Regions from separate parts of the Mus musculus genome. Here region 1 is linked to region 2. Evidence: chromatin loops called from intact Hi-C (ENCODE). Cell type or tissue: heart. All regions are shown on one strand. Each heading gives the region's core, and the rest is flanking DNA. Links, peaks and the distances in the headings are about the cores only.

The links. Peaks named below come from ENCODE experiments on the same cell type or tissue, not always from the same donor. Only the 100,000 strongest peaks of a DNase experiment are listed, where the experiment ranks them.
Region 1: it touches region 2 in a loop (2.3-fold over the local background); 4 of 42 quality-filtered maps call a loop at or near these places.

Annotation. Positions count from the first base shown.
Region 1 is chr9:50,523,384-50,534,213 of GRCm38, reverse strand. It overlaps Pts (6-pyruvoyl-tetrahydropterin synthase), which reads left to right and starts at 5,558. Exons shown (of 6, transcript NM_011220.3): 1 at 5,558-5,657; 2 at 7,265-7,344; 3 at 8,930-8,952; 4 at 9,435-9,491. The coding sequence starts at 5,578. It overlaps Bco2 (beta-carotene oxygenase 2), which reads left to right. Exons shown (of 12, transcript NM_133217.3): 12 at 695-1,127. The coding sequence ends at 808. In heart, for the core only: CTCF peaks have their summits at 3,084 (motif pointing right), 5,421 (motif pointing right) and 5,760; DNase peaks (open chromatin) are centred at 5,503 and 5,703; H3K4me3 peaks cover 1,261 bases; H3K27ac peaks cover 1,408 bases.
Region 2 is chr9:50,665,677-50,676,506 of GRCm38, reverse strand. It overlaps Dixdc1 (DIX domain containing 1), which reads left to right. Exons shown (of 20, transcript NM_001374656.1): 18 at 6,952-7,057; 19 at 8,739-8,847; 20 at 10,232-10,830. The coding sequence ends at 10,312. Among named protein-coding and RNA genes, the nearest start is that of Dlat, 11 kb to the right of the region's middle. In heart, for the core only: CTCF peaks have their summits at 1,542 (motif pointing left) and 5,626 (motif pointing right); no DNase peak of the experiment used is centred there.

The DNA.
Region 1 (10,830 bases), core at 1,179-9,178, 140 kb after region 2:
TATCTGTGTTTCTTATTTCAGTGAACTGACCTAAAAACGGCCAGTACCATAAGCCCTGGCTAGTATCTCAATAATGCTACTTACTGACTTGTCCGGGCAATCTTACAGCAAATGTGTCCACCTCAAGACCAGCTCTGATCAAATACTAGTGGCACCTGGGTGTGGGGTTCTGAGCCCTTTAATGGTTTAGTTAAAAAAAAAAAAAGTGTTGTGATCAATTAGTAATGTCTGCTAATGTTGTGATCAATTAGTAATGTCTGCTAGAGGGCTTGTTCCATGCACTTAGCGCTCCAGTAAATAGGTCTGCACAAATCTCATTCTGGTTTACAAAGCTGAACTTTGTCCAGCTTCTAAGTAACACAAAACAGAAGCATTTCTAATTTGGGTAAAAGGACTTCCATGTATTTTATGAGACTTGAAAGAGCTGAGTAAAAAGATTGTTAGACTCAAAGCGGTCTTATGAGGAGGATTGGCACAGTTTTATTTCTTTGCTTTAGGGTGTGAACTTCTTTAGTCATGGTGTTTTGGTCTAGTTCAGCGACTGGGCAAACATTTGTGGGTGTCTAGGTGAGGCTTTGCAGCAGGTGCCAGGGACAGATATGAACGTAATTAAGAAGACATGCTTCCTCCCTCAGCCAGTGGAGATGGACTTTCAAACGAAAAGGGAACTTTCAGTGTTGTGTTCTTTTTCTAGAGTGAAAGCAACTTCCTCCTTGTCTTGGATGCCAAGAGCTTCACAGAGCTGGGGCGAGCGGAAGTACCCGTGCAGATGCCTTACGGGTTCCATGGCACCTTTGTGCCTATCTGACGGCAGAGGCGCAAGGAAGGCTAGGATCGGGCTTCGATGAGCACACTCTGAGGAAAAGAGAAAATGGTGGATCTCACTCAAAAGCTGTTGTAGTTTGGACCTGACCCTGACCCCTAAGGACTCATAGACCCGACTCCCGTGGGCTCATCGACCCTGACCCCCAACGTGCTGATAGATCCTGACCACCACGGGATCATATTTAAATTCTTGTTCCCAGCTTGTGGCACTACTTTTTTTTTTTTTGTAGCAGTGGTAAAATAACTAATAATCTCCCCATGTATGGTTTTATATTTCTATTAAAACACAACTTGTGAGGTAATTATGATCATGTATATTTTTAATACCATTTAGAAGATCTATTTTATGTTATGTGTGTGAATGTTTTGCCTGCATATATGTATGTGTGCCACATGTATGTTTGGTGCCTGAGGGGGTCAGAATGGAGCATCAGATGTCCTGGAGTTACAGATGGTTGTGAGCCCCTGTGTAAGTGCTGGGAACTGAACCCAAGACCTCTGTAAGAGAAACAAGCCTGAGTCTTTCTCCAGCCCCTTTATATATATTTTAAAATATTTACGTATTTTGTGTGTGACTGTGTGTGTGTGTGGTTTGTGTGAGCACATAAGTAACCGCACCCCTAGAGACCAATACAGGTGCTGGGAATCAAACTCAGGTCCCCTGCAAGAGCGGTGTGCATCCTCTCAACTGCTTAGTGATCCCTTCAGCCCTGGCTCTATATTGTCCTAGGCCTCTTTCTTGAAACCATAAAACAGGTATTGGTATAGTATTTAAAGTTTTTGCAGGTATGGCGGCACACACCTTTGAACCAGCACTCCTGAGGCAGAGGTAGGCAGATCTCTATGAATTTAAGGCCAGGCCAGCCTGTTGTTATGCATAGTGAGGTCCCATCTCCTAAATAAATAAATAAATACTTTAAGTTTTTTTTTTTTAGATTTATTTATTATTTTATATATAAGTACACTGTAGCTGTCTTCAGACACACCAGAAGAGGTCATCAGATCTCATTATGGATGGTTGTGAGCCACCATGTGGTTGCTGGGATTTGAACTCAGGACCTTTGGAAGAGCAGACAGTGCTCTTACCCGCTGAGCCATCTCGCCAGCCCAATTTAAGGTTTTAAAATAATTTGTTATTACTGCATGTGTGTCTATGTGCAGACAAGGGTGCTTAAGGAGACCAGAGGACAACTTTCTACAGTAGGTTCTTTCCCTCTGCCTGGAAACTTCTGGGCAGTTCTCCATTCTCTAGTTCCCCATCTCCACAATGGAGTGTTAGGGTTGGTTGCGGCATCTGTCATCAGGGTTGTGCAGTGAGCTTCTTTACCCACAGAGCCACCTTGCCATCGCTGGAGAATATCTTGAAGATAGTCTAACATTGATTTAATATTCTCATCTCTAGCTAAAAGAATACATAGAAAGGGTCAGCAAGATGGCTTAGCAGGTAAAAGGAGCTTGCAGTGCAAGCTCGATAACATGAAGTTGGTCCCTGGAATCCACATCAAGATGGAGGGAGATAATTGACTCCCCATCCATGTGCTGTGGCAATCATGCTACCCACCTCCTACACACAAGTTTTGAGAAAGGAATATATAGAAAAGAAGACTAAAATTAGGCCATTACCTCTATTACATAGGTGACCGGAGGCTCTGGGAAGAGAAATACAAATGGTCAAGGACAGTTGTAGACTTAGAGCAGTGTTCTCAGCCTTCCTGTTGCTGTGACACTTTAACACAGTTCCTCATGTTGGGGTGACCCCAACCACACAATCATGTTTGCTGTACTTCATAACTGCTGTTTTGCTACTGTTCCGAATTGTAATGTAAACCTGTTTTCTGATGGTCTTAGGTGACTCTTGTAAAAGGGTTGTTTGACCCCCCAAAGAGGTCTTGGTCTATATGTTGAGAACTACTATCTTAGAATCTAGACCAGCACCTTGCTCTCTCCAAGTCTGTAACAGGCCACACACAGTCCATCTGTTACCATTGGCCCTAAGGAGTTTGGGACAAGAAGCCAGTGCTATCGTGTTTGGTGGCCTCTGAGTTGGGTGTTCCCCTGCTGTCTGTGGCAGATGTTATGCCAGTTCACTTCAGTGTTCCTCTTACAGACTACCCAATACCAACCCCATCTCTCCCTCAGCTCAGTCTTCACAAGTGGCTGTTTTGAGAGACATTGCTAAAAGCAGGCATTTATTTCAAATCTCCAGGTAGATAATTTTCCAGAAGACCGCTGGAAAGCAAGAGGTTCTTTCTTTACTTGTGCAGCAGGTGGCAGAAGAGACCACACAATCTTCACATTTCTAAGTCTCACATTTTACTAACAGCATTCAGGTAAACTGCAGCCTCCCCTACCCCCCAAAGGCCTTTTTCCTTTTCCTTTCTGTTACCCCTTGGCTGAGATTTAATCTCGGACCAGCCAAACTGCCCAGGGTCCTTCTGTCTGCTCATGTTTCTGGAAGTCTTCCAAGATGTGATTTGGGACATGGGCTAATTTGCCACACAGTCCTGGATCATGCTGTCCTGGAATGTCAGTTTCTTCTACAGATGTCTGAAGGGATTATTCTAAATCCCATTAACCCTTTCCTCTTCAGGGAAGTGTACCTTACACATAAATGTCTTGTGTAGAGGTTTGCACGGTGACAGTAACTTATAGGGCTAAGTCCTGTGTGTGGTTTTGTGAGAGGCAGAGTGTGATGCATAGACAGAGCTAAGATTACAGATGTGGGAGCACGGAAGCCAGTCACCTTGAGAGGATAAGTCTCTGGATGTTCGCAGATGTCTATGGGGAAAAAGCACCCCATGTATTTCCTCAGATCAAACATGGAGGTTTAACATAGCTTGTCTAGACATGCAGGCCCGATGGGTTCTAACTTCTGAGAAGCACGCATACCTGAATGCATCTCTTTCCTGCACATGAACCTTCACTTTATCTCAACACAGCAGTGGTACTCAGTGCATAAGTGAGAGGAAAAGGAGAATGAGAGGGCCTGCTCCTGGCTCAGCCTACAACAAGAAAGCAAGATGCAGAACGGAATGTAAGATGGCCAGGATTGGCTTCCTCCTCCTCCTCTTCCTCCTCCTCCTCTTCTTCTTCCTCCTCCTCTTCCTCCTCTTCTTCTTCCTTCTCCTCCTTTCCTTCCTGTGTGCATAGCACCAGAGAGTAGGCCACACTTATCTGGGCAAGCAAGACTCCATTATGCCTGAAAATGTTATTTTAACAGTTGGGAATTCCTTTCTCTTGGAGAAAAACTAGATGGGAGGGGAAAGGCAGGGTCTCTTTTCCGTTATATGTAGAAAGACATTTACAATTCTTCCACTACTTGGTCTTCAGTCAATATTTCCAATACACTCTCCTCCGTTTTGCATGCACCCCAAGGTAGCCAAGAATTTGTCACTGTGCATTAAGCAAGCTACGTTTCCACATTTCCTTTGCTTAAACTCTTTCCTCTTGGGATTTTCTATTTACCCATCTGTTGGACTCCTTAAAACCCATCTCAGACTAATTTGCTCTTGGAAGCTTTCTTTTACTCTCTGACACAGAAATGGTAATTTTTCACTTGACATATTATTTGTTGGACTGCCCCCATTAAACTGAATTTTCAGATAACAGGGACCATTTTGTTGTTCTGAAGTACATGTGTCTAATACTTAAAGCATCTGGGATTAAGGTCTTAACTGTGGTGGTAATGCAGGCCCTTAATCCGAGCATTTGTGAGGCAGAGGGGCAGAGGCAGGTGAGTTCCAAGCCAGTCTGGTCTACAGACCAAGTTCCAGGACAGCCAAAGATACTTGGGTAAACATTTTTTTTAATTTAGTTTTTAAAATTTAATTAATGGATGGGTGATGTGGGGGCTGCCTTGCCAAAGGTGTCCATTTGAATTATGTATAGGATTTTATCCTTTTGAGACGGACCTTGAGCTTGTCACCCTCCTGCTTCAGCCTCAGTGCTGGGATCACTGATATATGCCATCTCTGACTGACAACATTTAATAGAAGCTAACCTTCTGAGACAAATATCTAAACACAGAACCAGCAAATGTTGCACAAGAGCGGTTGGGATTACACTGGAATACCTTTCCATTTCAAAAACTCTGAAAGCCAGGAATCTAAAACCAGGAACAGCGTATTCCTTCTGAGGGCTCTGAACGGTGAATCTGTTTTCTGGCTGTCTCTGGTTTGAGGAAGTCTCTTTGTATGACATTCTCTCACTTGGATATTGAGATGTCAAAATTTTCCTTTATTTTCCACTTAAGCTAGTGTTTTACTATGTTGCCTAGAACAGATCGGGACTCCTAAAATCAATGCCCCAGCTTCAGCCTGCAGGGTAACTCTAATGACAGTGCATTGCCATCCTTAGCTGGGGTTTCTTTTTGGTTAAGGACACTTTCAATGTGGTACCGGGCTGGAGAACATCTGATAAGGGCACCCAGACATTGGATTTGTCAAACCCAGGACTGTCAAAAATGAAGCGAAAGAAGAAGACACAAACTAACCTGGCAATTTAAAAATCCAGGCCTCTGGCTTCTCACCCACCCACTGGCCCCAGGTATTTCTGACTGCCTAGCGAAGACTGAACAGCAGGGGGCGCTAGTGTTTGCCTCCAAGTCGGCCGAAGGGTGCCGCGAGTCGAAACCACTCCCAGGAGTGCTTTCGGCAGGGAGGGCCGAGTTTGCACTGCGCAGCCGCGGGGGCGGGACTGGCCTCGGTCCCGGAAGCCGGAACCGCTAGCTTGTGAGTCTTCGGTCCGAAGACCATGAGCGCGGCGGGTGACCTTCGTCGCCGCGCGCGACTGTCGCGCCTCGTGTCCTTCAGCGCGAGCCACCGGCTGCACAGGTGGGGTGTGCCCACGTGTGTCACCGCACGCGCGGGTCTTGTCCCGCTATGTCCCTGGGGGGCGTGGCCACGCGCGTGGGTTAGAGCCGAGCTGGGGCGGGCCGAAGAGGAAATGGTGAAGGTGCGGAGCTGCACTACCGGCACTCACCCGGGAGAGGGCGGTATAGCTCCGATCCCGGAGGATCCACTCTGGAGAGTTTCCCTCCAGAGGTTGCCCACATCCAGAGGTACAATGACAGGAGCATGGGCTACCGGGTGCAACCCAAGGTAGTTTTCATCCCCCTTTTACCAAAAAAGTAAAACCAGCCTTGATACTTTCCAAAGGAGCAACACAGTCGGGAATTGAATCCCAGAGAAACAAGACCGCACCTGAGAGTTGGTTTCAAAGGGAGCTTCGTTACTCACTTGAAGGTTTGCTCTTTGGATCTGCATGTCATCATCAGAGAACGGCCTTTTCTAACAACAGGGTTGTCATAGGGAACAGCTGACACTTGTCATCCCTCTACCCCCACCCCTCCGTGTGGTCAAGTTGGGTACAGTGAGAATTTTCTTCAAAAGTCTTGTGAGCTGTACTGCTCTAAGTGCGCAGTAGGAGAGAGTGAAGGGGATAAGAAAGAGTTTAAAGAATTTAAATAAAAAGTTGTGTTTGTGTGTGCTTGTGTGCTGTGTGCACAGCTTGCACGAAAGAGTCTGTGGAAGCCAAAAGAGGATTCCTTGAAACTGGAGTTACAGGCTTCTGAGCTGTCACGTGGGTGGGCTGGGACCTGAACCCTGGTCTTCTGCAGTAGCAGTAAGCACTCTTAACTGCTAAGCCATCCTTCCGGCCTCTCAAAAGGGATTTTTATAATAGGAAGCTTACACACAAGGTTAGTAAGGATGCACAGATAAGTTGACTGATACAGATTCATTAAGCTAATTGTTTTCTGTCTGGAATGACAGCCATGTGTAGTAAGTTTAAAGTTTCACCTGACTTGAGTGTCCTGGAACACATTGGTAAGGTTTCCACTAGGCAACTGCTGAGGCAGAGGAGGGCAAGATTGTGAAAAGAAGAGCCTGAGGTCATTATTTGTCAGGAGGAATGACGTTTTTAAGCCGCTGGAGGATATGTATGTCTTCGTGCTTATCACTGCTCCTTGCTTCATCTCTTATCCCATAGCTAATACTCAGGGCTTGTTGAATTGGAAGGTGGAGCCGGGATGTAGCACAGTAGGTAGAGTGCTTGACTACACAGTGCCTGCTTACATAGATCTCAGGACTTGGGAGGTGGAGGCAAGAGGGTCAGAAGTTGGAAGTCGTGCTAAGTTACCTAGTGAGTTTGAGGCCAGCCAGGGATAGAGGAGACCTCGACAGAGAGAGGGCAGGAGAGACAGTGCTGACTATGGGCAGAGTTGTTGACATCTTACTGTGGACTAAGTGGGTTGAGATGAAGGTCTTGGATGATTTATGTGGTAATCTAGTTTAATTAGAGAGTGGAGTGTTGGTTCTTGATAGAAACGGGGATCATGATATGCAAGCGATCTAACCAGTTGATCATCTACAGTGACATGAAATTGTAGAGTTTTCTGGACGTCTGAACTTCGGGCTGACCTCTATCTTTCTCCTGTCAGCCCATCTCTGAGCGATGAAGAGAACTTAAGAGTGTTTGGGAAATGCAACAATCCGAATGGCCACGGGCACAACTATAAAGGTGAGGGAGGGGCACATTCCCTCCTAGCCTGTTGGGAAGAAGGACGAGGGGGCTGGGAGCCAGACGCTTCCGGGACAGGGTCAGGGCTCTGAGCCCTTCAGTGGAAATTCAAGACAGAGTCATTGTCTTGGTTGGATGGGTGTTCTGGTTTACCTCACAATTGTCTACCATGTTAAAGACAGTAGAAAACAACAACAAAATGAGTTAAAGCATTTTCTTTGACATTCAAATGCATAATAAAACTGCCATTCGCTGTTTCCTTTTAATTATGTTGGGCTAAAACTAATGTTAAAATTTGATTATAGTGAATGTTTGAGGACACAGGTATGTTTAACCTGATTTAAACATGATACCATGTATATATGAATTGAAACATCAAATAGTGCCCCTTTATATGTAGACTTTTTATATTTTATGTATTAGCTAAAATGTAAAACTTCATAGTAAAATAAAAAGCAATTATTTTGAGTAAATACTGGCTAATGAAACGTAAATTACTTAGGGTGCATTCTATTGCAGAAAAGGGGGCTTTCTAAAAATGATTTATTGATTTATTTTATGTATGTGAGTACATTGTAGCTGTACAGATGGTTGTGAGCCTTCATGTGGTTGTTGGGAATTGAACTTTTAGGACCCTCTGCTCATTCAGGTCAACCCTGCTCGCTCTGGTCAGCCCTGCTCGCTCAGTCCCTGCATACTCTGGTCCAAAGATTTATTTATTATTATACATAAGTACACTGTAGCTGACTTCAGATGCACCAGAAGAGGGGGTCAGATCTCCTTACAAGTGGTTATGAGCCACCATGTGGTTGCTGGGATTTGAACTCAGGACCTTTGGGAGAGCAGTCAGTGCTCTTACCCGCTGAGCCATCTCATCGGCCCCCAGGAGTTTGTATATAAAACTTTTCTGGTAGTATCCTAAGAAAGTGATTTGTGGGAGGAGAAGGGACATGATTCTCAGAACAGGCCTCCTAAGCCCTGGAGTGGAGTGGTGTATGGTGAGACAGGGTTACAGAAGGCTTGGAGAGATCAGAGTTTGTGGTTTAGCTCCTGACTCTCATTTCCTGTTACCTCTTAGCCTCAGTGTGCTTACTCACAATGAAATACCCAGTGGTGTGTGTGTGGAAGGGAAAAAGTCCAAACTTATAAAGGTGCTGACCAGTTTTCAAGCACATCAGGTGACTACCCGCTGTTTTATGAGCTGACAGTGAACGACGACTGGTTTTGCCTGCAGAGGAGGTGGGTCAGTTTGCTACATAGCTGGATGCGCATGCGCATTTCCCACTTTACAGGCAGAGACTGAGCGGCATCTCCCTCCTCCCAGTGATGGCAGCCTTATAAGCAGGAAAGCTTCACTCCTTTTTGGATTTGCTAATTTTCTCTGCTCAGCCAAAGCTTCCTCCAAGCTCCTCTGTCAGAGCTGAGTCTTCATTGACCGATAAAAAGATCTTAATGAAAAGAATACCTATTTGGAGAAAAGTTGAAGTATAGCCTTGGGGACCGTAGATCTATGTTTCTGTCGCTAACTTGCGCTAATCTGTTGAAAGTCATGTTTTGTTGGTATTTTTTGTTTTCTTTCTCACAGTTGTGGTGACAGTCCATGGAGAGGTACGTGCTGGAAAGGGGCTGTGAATTTGTTCAGATCGTGGGGCCACCTTCCAGACACTGGTGAAGTCTGTGTTGAAAGCTTGTGTTTCAGTTGCTTCATGGCTGTGTGGTGAGCTGCCGCCTTGCCAAGCCTGGCTGTTATGTGTGCATGGGGAGAAGAGCCATCCAGTGGAAAGGGTGTTGCCGGGACATGGCATTTCTGTACCCAGAATAAGAAGTGTCTCTAGGGTGAGGGAATGTGGTCAGTCTGCATGTTGTACAGCCTTTACTAACTCGTGAAGTTTATTTTACATTTAGACAGGGTCTCATGTTCAAGGCTGCCCTTGAACTTCCTGTGTTGCCAAGAAAGGCTTTGACCTCCAGATCCTCCTGATTCTGTTTCACAAGTGACGGGATTGCAGGCATGAGCCATTCCCCAGCTTTGTGAAAGCGTTCATATGGAGAGCCTGCTACAATGGTCTTCACCCTCATTTCTTCCTTAGATTGATCCTGTTACAGGAATGGTTATGAATTTGACCGACCTCAAAGAATACATGGAGGTAATGCCGTGTTGGGTGCTTCATGAGTGCTATCCCCTTAACACCCCATTAAGTACCCTGCTCACCTGTCTCCTGAGATGACGCGATTTTATGGGTTGGAGTAGGTGGGGGAGTGACAGGATGTTTGTAGTTGGAGTTGTGCTGCAATAATGGGAAGAGACGTTGCATGCGCATTTCCTAGTTGCATTGGAAACCACCTCATTTTTCTACACATTACATTTTACCCCCTTCACAACAAAACTTTTTCATTAAAGCTTTTGCTCATTCTCTGAATGTTGTACTATTAATAAAATTTTTTTAAAAATACCACATTTTCCTTTAAAAGTTATTTTTGTAATTATGTAAGTCAGTTTATTAAAGCTTAAGTATTGGAATACAGAGAAGAATGAAGGAGTCATGGCCCCATAAATATACCAGTCCAGGTGACCGTATTGGCTGGGAGCCTTGGGTCTCTGGGAGCTGGAGTTACAGGTGGTTATAGGCCATCCCATGTGGGTGCTGGGAACCCCAATTGGGTCCTCTGAAAGTGCATCGAGTGCTTTCTAGCTGCTTAATCTCAGCCCATCTCTGCAGCCCCAACGCTACACTTATTTAACAACTGTGGCTCTATGCCAAGTAACTGAGACAATCGTGATAGTGATAACACATCAGGATCTAGTCATTAGGAAGTTTCTCTGTTCCATGGATTAAAATTGAGGGATGCTGGATAGTTAGCTCCATTGCCCAAGGCCATGTGGTCTTTCTTGTTCACAACGTTGGGAATTTTTCTTTTTCTAGTTCTTTCAATTACCCCCCCCCCCATTTGAACTTACTTGTTTAGTTCTTCACTTCAGTTTACTTCTATTCTCAAGGTTGACAGATGTTTTGTTAAAAATGTTACTAATAATTACTTTCTCATATTCATATATTCAACAAATTTGTTTCTTTGCATTCTTTTAAAAAGCTAATTATTTAAAAATAAAAAGCTAATTATTGGAAATACAAAGATGAATGAATAACACATAGCTCATAGAATATATTCACTATGTTTTCTAGGAGGTAAATAATAGTAAGTGATAAAACATTATTGAATAAACAAATAAGGGAATTAGTGAATAGTGCAGTGCTTATTAATTTAGAGAACTTCTAAAGACAGAGGCTTTGTATTCACAGAGGCACAGAATATATGCATGCAATACTGTCCACCGCGAGACAGCAGTGAGATGCCTCAGCAATCAAAGGATTGAATACTTAGGAAGCTTTTGAGATTTTCTTCCTCCTTTGGGAGCCTAAATTATTACATAGTCCCATCAGTAAAGGTGGCTTCTTGTGACCATAGAATGAAGTTAGAAAGAGTCCT
Region 2 (10,830 bases), core at 857-8,856:
CTGTCTCAGGCTCTTTCAGGATCCTTCCATTCCACGTGGCTTCAGGCATTCTGGATTACTTTTAGATTATTCTCATCCCAGCCCTTTCCTGAGCGTCAAGGGTATGTATTTGAATACCAGTGAGATGGTCAAAGGCACTTGGAATTCCTCAAACTGAATGTAAGCTAACAGAACAGGGAAATAGAGAATATAAAATCAGATGTGACTGAAGTAGTCTTGGGGTAGCCACTCCACAGTGATGGTTACAGACAAGAACGTTAATTAATGGCGCTGAGTCTAAGTTTCTTTGTTGTCTAACGGAGTTAATCTGAGCTTTAAATGAGACTTCCCCTGAAAATCACTGCAAAATATGGGGCATACAACGTATGTAAGGTGGGTCCAGAACTCCTGCCTTCATTCTGCTCTGGCTTTGCCCCAGACAAATTCCTTTCCCATCAGTGACTCATGAGGCGAAACAGTTATTTCAGTGTTTTTAAGATTTATTTATATTTAGTGTGTGTGTGTGTGTGTGTGTGTGTGTGTGTGTGTGTGTGTGTGTGTATGTGTGTGTGCATATTACATATGTGTGGGTGCCTGAAGAGGTCAGAATAGGGCTTCAGAGCCCCTGTAGCTAGAGTTACAAAGGGTTGTGCTCCACCCGGGTGCTGGGAACTGAACTGGCATATGCTGTTAAGTGCTGATGCCCCTTATTTCAGATTTAAAGTAACACAGTAACTGTGGGATAAAACTGAAAGTTCAGTTATAAACACATATATGTACAGTCATTTGAGTCAGGTCAAGTGGCTATCCTGTAACATGGGATCCTTAACAATTACCCTATATATGTTTAAAAAGTCTCTACAACTTCTAGGAAAAAAAAAAAGAACTATCCTTTAGGACTTGGTAATGAGTTCCTAGATACGGCATCAAAAGCATGTGCAGCCGAAACAAAAATAGAAACAACCTGTTTCTGCATAAAAGGACGCTCTCCGGAAAGTGAAAGGGCTGTGCATGGGTGCGCCTTTAATCCTAGCATTCAGGAGGCTGGGACTACATCACTGCAGGCTTGCCGTCAGCTTCATTATACACGGTGACTTCCAGGCCAGCTAGGGCTATATAGAAGCATGTTTGTCAAAAAGGAAAGAGACAATCTACAGAATAAAGGAAGCATTTGTGAGTCATTTATCTGGGCCTAGGATCTAGAACATACAAAGAAATTTTAAAATTCAACAGCAAAAGACAAAAAGAATGAAAAAAATGGACAAAGGCCTAAAGTAAACCTTTTCTAGAGACACAAGTATGTAAATACCCCATAGAGACACGAGTATGTAAATACCCCATAGAGACACGAGTATGTAAATACCCCATAAGATATATAAGTATGTAAATACCCCATAAGATATATAAGCCATTAGAACTGCAGCTGAAAACCATAGGAAAGGTCTAGAGAGATAGCTCAGCAGCTGAGACACCTTCCTGCCCTTTCAAAGGGTTGAGTTCAGCCCCAGCACCCACACCAGGTAGCTCCTAAGCACCTGTAGCTCCAGCTCCAAGGGATCCAGCGCCCTCTTCTGGCTTCTGAAGGCACCCACACTTACATGCACACACCCCACACAAATATAGACAGAAGACACATAATTAAGAATAAAATAGGTCCTTAAAAAAAACCCCACTGTATGGCCAGGTCCTGCATTTAATCACTAGCTCAAAAAAAAAAAAGAAAAAAAAAGAAAAGAAAAGAAAAGAAAACCCCACAGTGACACACCACTTCATTTCTTCTAGATGGTTCCAAGAAAATGGAAAGTTAACAAGTGTTGACAAAAGACACGGAGAGCCTGGAACTCTTCTGCATTGTTATGAGGTTATATAGTGGGCAAAACAATCATCAAGGGATAAACACAGAATGACCACAGGAAGTAATAGGTATATCCCCCCCAAAGAACTAACACGGGTATCTGCCAACTGATAGGCACATGTGATAGATGCAAACAGTGGAGTATTATTCAGCCTCAGAAAGGAATAAAGAATAAAGAAAGTACTGATACACATTTGAAAGCGAATGAAGTCTGAAAACACATTATGCTAAGTACAAGATTCCAGACCCAAAGGCTAGTTCACTTGGCAAAGGGCCTGCCCCACAAGTGTGAGGAGAGGTAGCAGGCCTTAGAACCAACGGCCCAGCCTCAGCTAGGTTGCTGTTGCCACTCCTGTGCTGGCAGAAGACACAGTACACCATAGCCAAAGATGTCCTCTCTGTCTGTATGTCTCTGTCTATGTCTCTCTCATTCTCTCTCTCCCCCTGTCTCTGAGACAGTCGTACTTGTTCCTGCCCTAGCCTCTTGAGTACTGGGATTATCTATTGCCTTAACACTTGATATCTGACACTCACAAAAAAATTATGAGGGCCAGCTGGACGCATGATGGCACACACCTTTAGTCCCAGAAGGCAGGAGACAGAGACAGAGACAGACAAATCTCTTAAGTTCAGGGCCAGCCTGGACTACAGAGCAAGTTCCAGGACAGCCAGTGCTACACAGTGAGGCCTTGCTCTGAAAAAAACAAACAAAACAAAAACAAATTATTAGGCCTACATGGTAGGAAAGAACTAACTTCTTGCAAGGCAAAAGACACCGTCAATAAGACAAAAAGGCCACCAACAGATTGGGAAAGGATCTTTACCTATCCTAAATCAGATAGGGGACTATATCCAATATATATAAAGAACTCAAGAAGGTGGACTCCAGAAAATCAAATAACTCCATTAAAAAATGGGGCTCAGAGCTAAACAAATAATTCTCACCTGAGGAATACTGAATGACTGAGAAGCACCTGAAAAAATGTTCAGCATCCTTAATCATCAGGGAAATGCAAATCAAAACAACCCTGAGAGTCCACCTCAAAAAAAAAAAAGAACTAATTTCTTCAAGTTGATCCATGACCTCAACATGTTTGTGCATACTAGTCCCATCCCACCCCTATGCAAAAAAAAAAAAAAAAAAAAAAAGCCACTGCCAAGAACCAGATCAGTCAACAGAGTGAAACCCAAGTGAGACCAGGAATTATAAATAAATAACAGGTTAATGTATTCATTGTTATGATAAAAATGTGCTGATGAGGGATTTTAGTAATGAGACAAATTATAAGGAATAAAATAAAAGGGTTAAAAATAAAAGCACAGATAAATCTGAAGACGGTTTCCAGCATAGGCCTCAGTAGACTCAACATAGCCACTGAAGGAATCCACAAACTTAAAAATGTGGTGATTGAAATGCAAAATTTAAACACGAGGAGAGGAATAATACGGGACAGGAAAGCAGGGCCAGAGCAGAGTGGATCAAAGGACATCGGGTTAAGATGGGAGCAGTTGGAATCACCAAGAGGGAGCAATAGCGTAGAAACTGTTTCTGAATAGCTAAACCTGTCCCACGCACACACTTGTAATGCCACTATGGAAGCTGAGGCAGGAGGATGATGAGGTTGAAGCCAGCCTCGGATTCATGGCTAGTTTGTGACCAGCATAATAGTAATTATGAGAAACCTAGTGTCTTAGTCAGGGTTTCTATTCCTGCACAAACATCATGACCAAGAAGCAAGTTGGGGAGGAAAGGGTTTATTCAGCTTACACTTCCATACAGCTGTTCATCACCAAGGAAGTCAGTACTGGAACTCAGGCAGGTCAGGAAGCAGAAGCTGATGCAGTGGCCATGGAGGGATGTTCCTTACTGGCTTGCTTCCCCTGGCTTGCTCATCCTGCTCTCTTATAGAACCAAGACTACCAGCCCAGGGATGGTCCTACCCACAAGGGGCTTTTCCCCCTTGATCACTAATTGAGAAAATGCCTTACAACTGGATCTCATGGAGGTACTTCCTCAACTGAAGCTCCTTTCTCTGTGATAACCCCAGCCTGTGTCAAGTTGACACACAAAACCAGCCAGTACTCCTAGTTTGGTGAGAAAACAAAAAAATTGGCCTAACAATGTGGCTCACTTGGTAGAAAGCTTGCCTCTTGTGCACAGGGCCATGGATTTGATCCCTGGCATTGCATAAACTAGTTGTGGTCCTGCACACCTGTATCTCAGAGGTAGAGGCAGCAGGGTCAGAAGTTCAAGGCCATCCTTGGCTACACAGCAAGTTGGAGGCCAGCCTGGGCTTCCTGAGTCCCTGTCTACAAGAGAGAAAGAAAATAGACACATAACATTTGGTCACATCTTTTGCTTCTTAATGTGTATAGGTGTTTTTGCCTATATATATGTCTGTACCACATGTATGCCTATTGTCCATAGAGATTAGAAGAGGGCATTGGATTCCCTGGAACTGGAGTTACAGGCACCTATTAGCTGCCACATGGGTGCTGGGTACCAAACCTGGGTCCTTTGCAAGAGCAGTAAGTGCTCTTACCCATTGACCCATCCCTGCAGATACTGATCAAAGAAAGCCCCCCTACTGCCAGCCACACCCACTAGGGGCAGCTGGTATACAGTGGAGATCCAGCCACACCCACCATGAGTAGCTAGAACATAGTGGAAATCCAACAGACTTTGGAAGGGCAGTGTCCGTAGAGCTCAGAGGGCCTCTGGGTTTAGCAGATCAGGTTTCTAAATGAGTTATAAAGCCCAAACTTAGGAATTAGATCCTTGTGTCTCACCCTCCTTTGGGACTGGAACATGCTAGGAATCTAGAAGTTTAAAGAAGGTTCTAGAAGGATTATAGGACATGGCTGGTCCCTTCACGGGGGCAGTCCCTCTGAGTACTTACTCCCCATGACACTGAAGAACGGAGTCTAACGTTCCTAAAATGGGAATGACATCAAGCTAGCTAGCTTTCTTTTCTTTTCTTTTCTTTTCTTTTCTTTTCTTTTCTTCTCTTTTCTTTCTTTCTTTCTTTCTTTCTTTCTTTCTTTCTTTCTTTCTTTCTTTCTTTCAAAAGGCCTCACTATGTAGCTCTGGCTGGCCTAGAACTTGCTGTATATGAGGCCTGGTGCAAGACTCACTTTTATTCTTTTTTTTTTCATTTTTTATTGGGTATGTAGCTCATTTACATTTCCAATGCTATAACAAAAGTCCCCCATACCCACCCACCCCCACTCCCCTACCCACCCATTCCCCCTTTTTGGCCCTGGCGTTCCCCTGTACTGGGGCATATAAAGTTTGCAAGTCCAATGGGCCTCTCTTTCAAGTGATGGCCTATTAGGCCATCTTTTGATACATATGTAGCTAGAGACAAGAGCTCCGGGTTACTGGTTAGTTCATAATGTTGTTCCACCTATAGGGTTGCAGATCCCTTTAGCTCCTTGTGTACTTTCTCTACCTCCTCCATTGGGGGCCCTGTGCTCCATTCAATAGCTGACTGTGAGCATCCACTTCTGTGTTTGCTAGGCCCTGGCATAGTCTCACAAGAGACAGCTATATCAGGGTCCTTTCAGCAAATCTTTAGTTCTCTAGTTCCGTTTTGTTGTTTGAGACAAGGTCTCACTATGTAGCCCTGGCTGGCTTGGGGTCTACCTCTTCCTGCCTCCCAAGTGCTGGGATTAAAGGTGTGCACCACCGTGTCCAACTCACCGTGTCCAACTCTATCTTTTAAGATTTCCTTGTTTTCTTTTTAATGCATGTGTATACACCATACGTACAGTGCCTCTAGAGGCCAGAAGAGGGCACCAGAAGCCCTGGAACAGGACAGTGTGGGTAATGGGAACTCAGGTCTCTTGCCAGAGACGATTCACCTCTCTAGTCTCTCCTGATGCTTTATTGGATATTAAGGCATTTATAAATTCAAAAGCTCATATATTTTCATATACACAGAGAAGCTTAATAGCAAAAGAGCATTTTTCAAAGTAATAATACAAACAACAAAGTACAAGATTCCTTTCCTATGAAGGTATTTTGGGTTTGGCATACATATTTTTCCTGGAAGTTCCCCTCCCTCCTCTTCCTCCTCCTCTTCCTCCTTCCTCCTCTCTCTTCCTCCTTCTCTGACAGCTGTTGACTCTAAGTTGTGGTTTAGAAGGTGAGGTTGACAATGCACAGGTGCCGGGAAGCATGGTGAGATTGTACATGCGTTTGCTGTTTGGTCTGACTGTTCTCCACATATCCATTACCAGTACAGCTCCTGTTTGGTGACTGGATGGGTGTTACCGGAACCATCTGTATCACCCAGTAGAGTGCTTGAGGGTCTGGCAGGCTGGCTCAGTGGGTAAAGGCACTTACTGCCAGGCCTGACTGTCTGAGTTTAGCCCTTGATCCAGCAGGGTGGAAGGAGAGAACTGACCCCTCAGATCTGTCCTTTGTTCTCCACGCAGGCCCACACTAAAGTAAATGTAGGCTAGGTGTGGTGAGTGGCCTACAGTTTTAATCCCAGCACTCAGGAGACAGAGTTAGGCAGATAGATCTCTGTGAGTTCAAGATCTGTTGGGTTCTCATGAGTTCTAAGCCAGACGGGTCTGCATAGTGAGACTGTGTCTCAAAACAACAACAGCAACAACAGCAACCCCAAGCACAGCACAGGACCACACCTTTGTAGGCCCTTGGGATAGTACTTGGGAACTTTGATAGTACATTTTCCCTGGGTTTTTTTCCCCCCATTATTCTTTCTTTTTATAAATCATGCAAATAATCTTCAAAATCTGAATGTAGGCAGTTTGCAGGTCCTACTGGGTGTCTACTCAGTCGCCTGAAATCCAGCCAGGCAACATTCTCTGACCTCTTGACCTTTAGTAACAGTGCTGTCAGAGCAGGTGGCGTTCCTCTGACAGAAATCCCTGGATTGAATGAGAAATGGGGCCCACGATGATGCTCATGCCCGAGGCACCTCTTGCCCTCGTGACGATCATGAGCCATGCTCTGGGAACATGGTGCTTTGGCAAGGCTGATGGAGGAGCTGTGACCTCGGGCAGCTTCAGCCTCCTGAGACATTTTGAGTAAAGGAAGGGAGGAATTTGGATGGGATGGAACGCTCTAACTCTGTCTCTGCTTGCAGCGTTGCCTCACTCCCAGAGTTCCCCAGCCGTCAGCAGCACCTGCACTAAGGTGCTCTATTTCACCGACCGCTCGCTCACGCCCTTCATGGTCAATATTCCAAAGAGGTGAGACGTCCATGCCATTCCTTCACTGTAAAAGACAAACCGAACAGAAGCAGAGTCCTCAGTAACAGCCTGATGAGCAGCTGAAGGTGTTTGAAAGCCAGCTTGTATGGAAACCAGAGCCCAGGACTTAGAGATTCTGCCTCCTGCTTACCAGGGTTTTGTTTGTTTGTTTGGGTTTTTGTTGGTTTTTTGTTTGTTTGTATTTTGGTTTTGGTGGTGTTGTTGGAGACAAAGTATTACTATGTAGCCTTGGCTGGTTTTGAACTCTTTATGTAGACCAGGCTGGCCTCCCTCCAGCTAATAACTCCCTCCTGCCTTGCATCCTGAGTGCTGAGGTTAAAGTCATCCACCACCACACCCAGCAACCAGTGACATTATAGTGGACAAGCAGGAGGTATTGCTAGGCACAGGAATAAGCACTGTATGTTGTTTTGAGTTGTTTGTTTTGTTTTAGTGTTTTGAGACAGGGTCTCACTGTGTAGCTCTGGGTGGCCTGTGCTCACAGAGATCCACCTGCCCCTGCCTCCCAAGTGTTGAGATTAAGGCATGCACCACCATACCCAGGCCCACAGGAAAAATAATTGTGCTTCTTGTTCTGATAGCTATACAAGTTTGGAAAAACTTGTTCTTTTAAGTATTCAAAATAGCCCCTTCTGGTAGCCATGACCTCTAGCCTGAGCTCCTGGGCCCCACTCGTGGGTGTTTACTACTCAAGGGTGACGGCAAGTCATACCTGTAAGGATTTGTGTGGAGAATGTCCCAGAAGTTCATCTCAGTACAGAATAAAGATGCTGCGTGGGGCCAGGGATGGAGCTCACTGACAGCGTGCTTGCCTCGTATTGCTTAAGGCTCTGGTTTATAAATAAAATAAACCCTGGCCAACTACCAAGGGAGCTTCCTAGGGTTTCTCCTCTCTTAGAGTCTGCTTATTTGGACTAGATAAAAGTGAGGGTTTTTATTTTTGTTTTGTATTGTTTTCTTTGGGGGAGGGGTGTTGTTTTCCATGACAGGGTTTCTCTGTGTAGTCCTGGCTGTCCTGAAACTTATTCTGTAGTCCAGGATGCTTTTGAACTCAGAGATCTGCTCACTGCTGCCTCCATAGTGCTGGGGTTAGAGGCATGCGCCACCACAGGGCGTTTCTGTATTTTCCAAACACAGAGGAATGCTGAGAGGCACTTACATGTAGTCTGTCAGCTGGGGCCCTGAAACATGATGGTGAATTTGAAGTCTTCCTACGCTGTGTAGCAAAGCCAACGCAAGCTTGGCCTACAGAGTGAGACCCTGTCAAAACAAAACAAAACAAACAAACAAACAAACTGATGGATTTAATTTTATCAGCCTAAGAAAACTAGGCCACTATGTCAGGAGAAAAACTGAGAAAACTTAGTAATATTAGTAGTTATTTAATTTTATTTTGAATACTTTATTTTCTAGGTTAAAAACAGCAAAAGCAATGAATTTGAGTTCTTGGATCACCTGATGTGTAATGCCATGCTCATTCCTAGTGTTGACTGGTTGCCCAACTTTTATTTTATCTTGGTTATCAAGGGCCGTGACCTAGTATCAAAGCCATGCTATTTCTGCCTGTTGACTTTTGTTGGGACCTGGATTTTAAACTAACACACTACCTTCCCAGCCTATCAATTGACAAACTATTTTGGTACACTCTCCTCTATTACAGGTTGGGGGAGGTGACACTGAAGGATTTTAAAGCAGCTATTGATCGGGAAGGGAATCACCGATACCACTTCAAAGCACTGGATCCCGAGTTTGGCACAGTCAAAGAAGAGGTACAGAATCCAGGAGCAAGCTGGGAGTGTTACTGGTCACTCCTGAATTAGCTCCCAGAAATACCTGAGTTCCCACCCTAGTCAGTGTTCCATTGCTGTGAAGAGACACCGTGACTGAGGCAACTCTTAGAAAAGAAAGCAGGTTCCGTCCATTATCATCATGTGGGAAGCATGACATGGTGTTGGCTGACATTGTGCAGGAGAAGGAGCTGAGAGTTCTACTGAGTGGTAGAACTGGAGTTCTGCTGTTCTGGCAGGAGACAGACAGACAGACAGACAGACAGACAGACAGACAGACACTGGGCTTGGCTTGGGCCTTTGAAACCTCAAAGCCCATCCCCAAAGGCAAACTTTCCCCAACAAGACCACCTTTGCTAATCTCTCCCAAGTAGTGCCAAGTAGACCCCCTGATGTCTAAGCATTCCAACATAAGAGTTTATGGGGAACACTTCTTATTAAAATCACCATTCTACTCCCTGACCCCCATAGGTTTGTAACCATGTCATAATGCAAAAATGCATTCAGTCCAACTTCAAAAGTCCACAGTCTGTCACGGACTCAACACTTTAAAAGTAAAGTCCAAAGTTCAATATCTTTTTGGAGATTCAAGGTGCTCTCTTAACTATAACCCCCTGTAAAATCAGAATCAAGAAGCAGTTCACATGTATAACAGACAATGGCGCAGGTTATACATTTCCCTTCCAAAAGAGAGGGAAGGGGGCAGAGAGAGGAAATGCTGGACCACAGCAGACCCACTCCAGTCTGCCTCTCCGTGTCTGACGGCAGAGCACTCTTCACATCTCCAACTCCTTTCAGCTCCTTTGACTGCAACAGACTTCTTTCTCTTGTGCTAATTCTCCACCCCCTCTCTGTGTGCTGCAAGTCAGGGACAACTTGTGGAGTCAGGATGTAATTTTCTCTTTCCACCATGTGGGTCCTGTCATTGAATTTAGGACATTGACAGTGCCTTTATCCACTGAGACATCTCACAGCCCTTAGGCCTCTTTTACCAGCGGTGTAGTTTCTGTCTTGTTGAGATAGGGTATCACGGGGCTGCAGAGATTGCTCAGCGGTTAAGAGCACTGAGTGCTCTTTAAAAGGTCCTGAGTTCAATTCCCAGCAACCACATGGTGGCTCACAACCATCTGTGTAATAGAATCCGATGCCCTCTTCTGATGTGTCTGAAGACGGCTACAGTGTACTCGTATAAGTAAAATAAATATTAAAAAAAAAAAAAAAAGAGATAGGATATCACACTGTGACCCAACCTGGTCTGGAATTCATAGCTACTCTCCTGCCTCAGCCTGCTGGGCTCTCCAATTACAGGCACACACCACATTTTGGGTTGCGTTTTTCCATTGTGGCTTTTTCTTTTTTAAACTAGGTTTTCCATGATGACGATGCCATCCCTGGATGGGAAGGGAAAATCGTAGCCTGGGTGGAAGAAGACCATAGAGAGAATTAACGAGACCCTGGCCACTCCCTGGCTGCTTCTCTCAGGAAAGAGGACTAACACCAGAGTACGCTGAGAAGTTTCTAATTCGTGCTGCCAAAAAGAAGCTTCTTCAAGTACGATGGTCACGGGCCAGTCCTGTGTGTGTGCCTGGCGTATCTGGTACTTCGAATCTCTGTCCGAAACATAGAGCATGGGTTCGTCTGGAGTTCCTTGTCGGTGGGAACAGTGTTTTATTCTACTCTGAGGACATCAAACCGAAGGCCTTAACCACCAGGGAAGGATGAGCTCTCTCTCCGAGGGGCATGGCTGCTATGATCTGGAACCTGGAAGTGGATGCATCCCTGTCGTGTTGGCCGTGAAGGTTGCAGCAATCAGAGTCCCACCATTTGTACTTACAAAGGCAGAGGTACCAACTTTTCTGCTTCTTTGCAGACATTGCAAACCAGGAGTGATTTGTGAGGTGGTACCAAAGATGAAAGCCCAAGTGCAGACCTGATCTGGACGTGAATGATGCTGACTTGTTGACT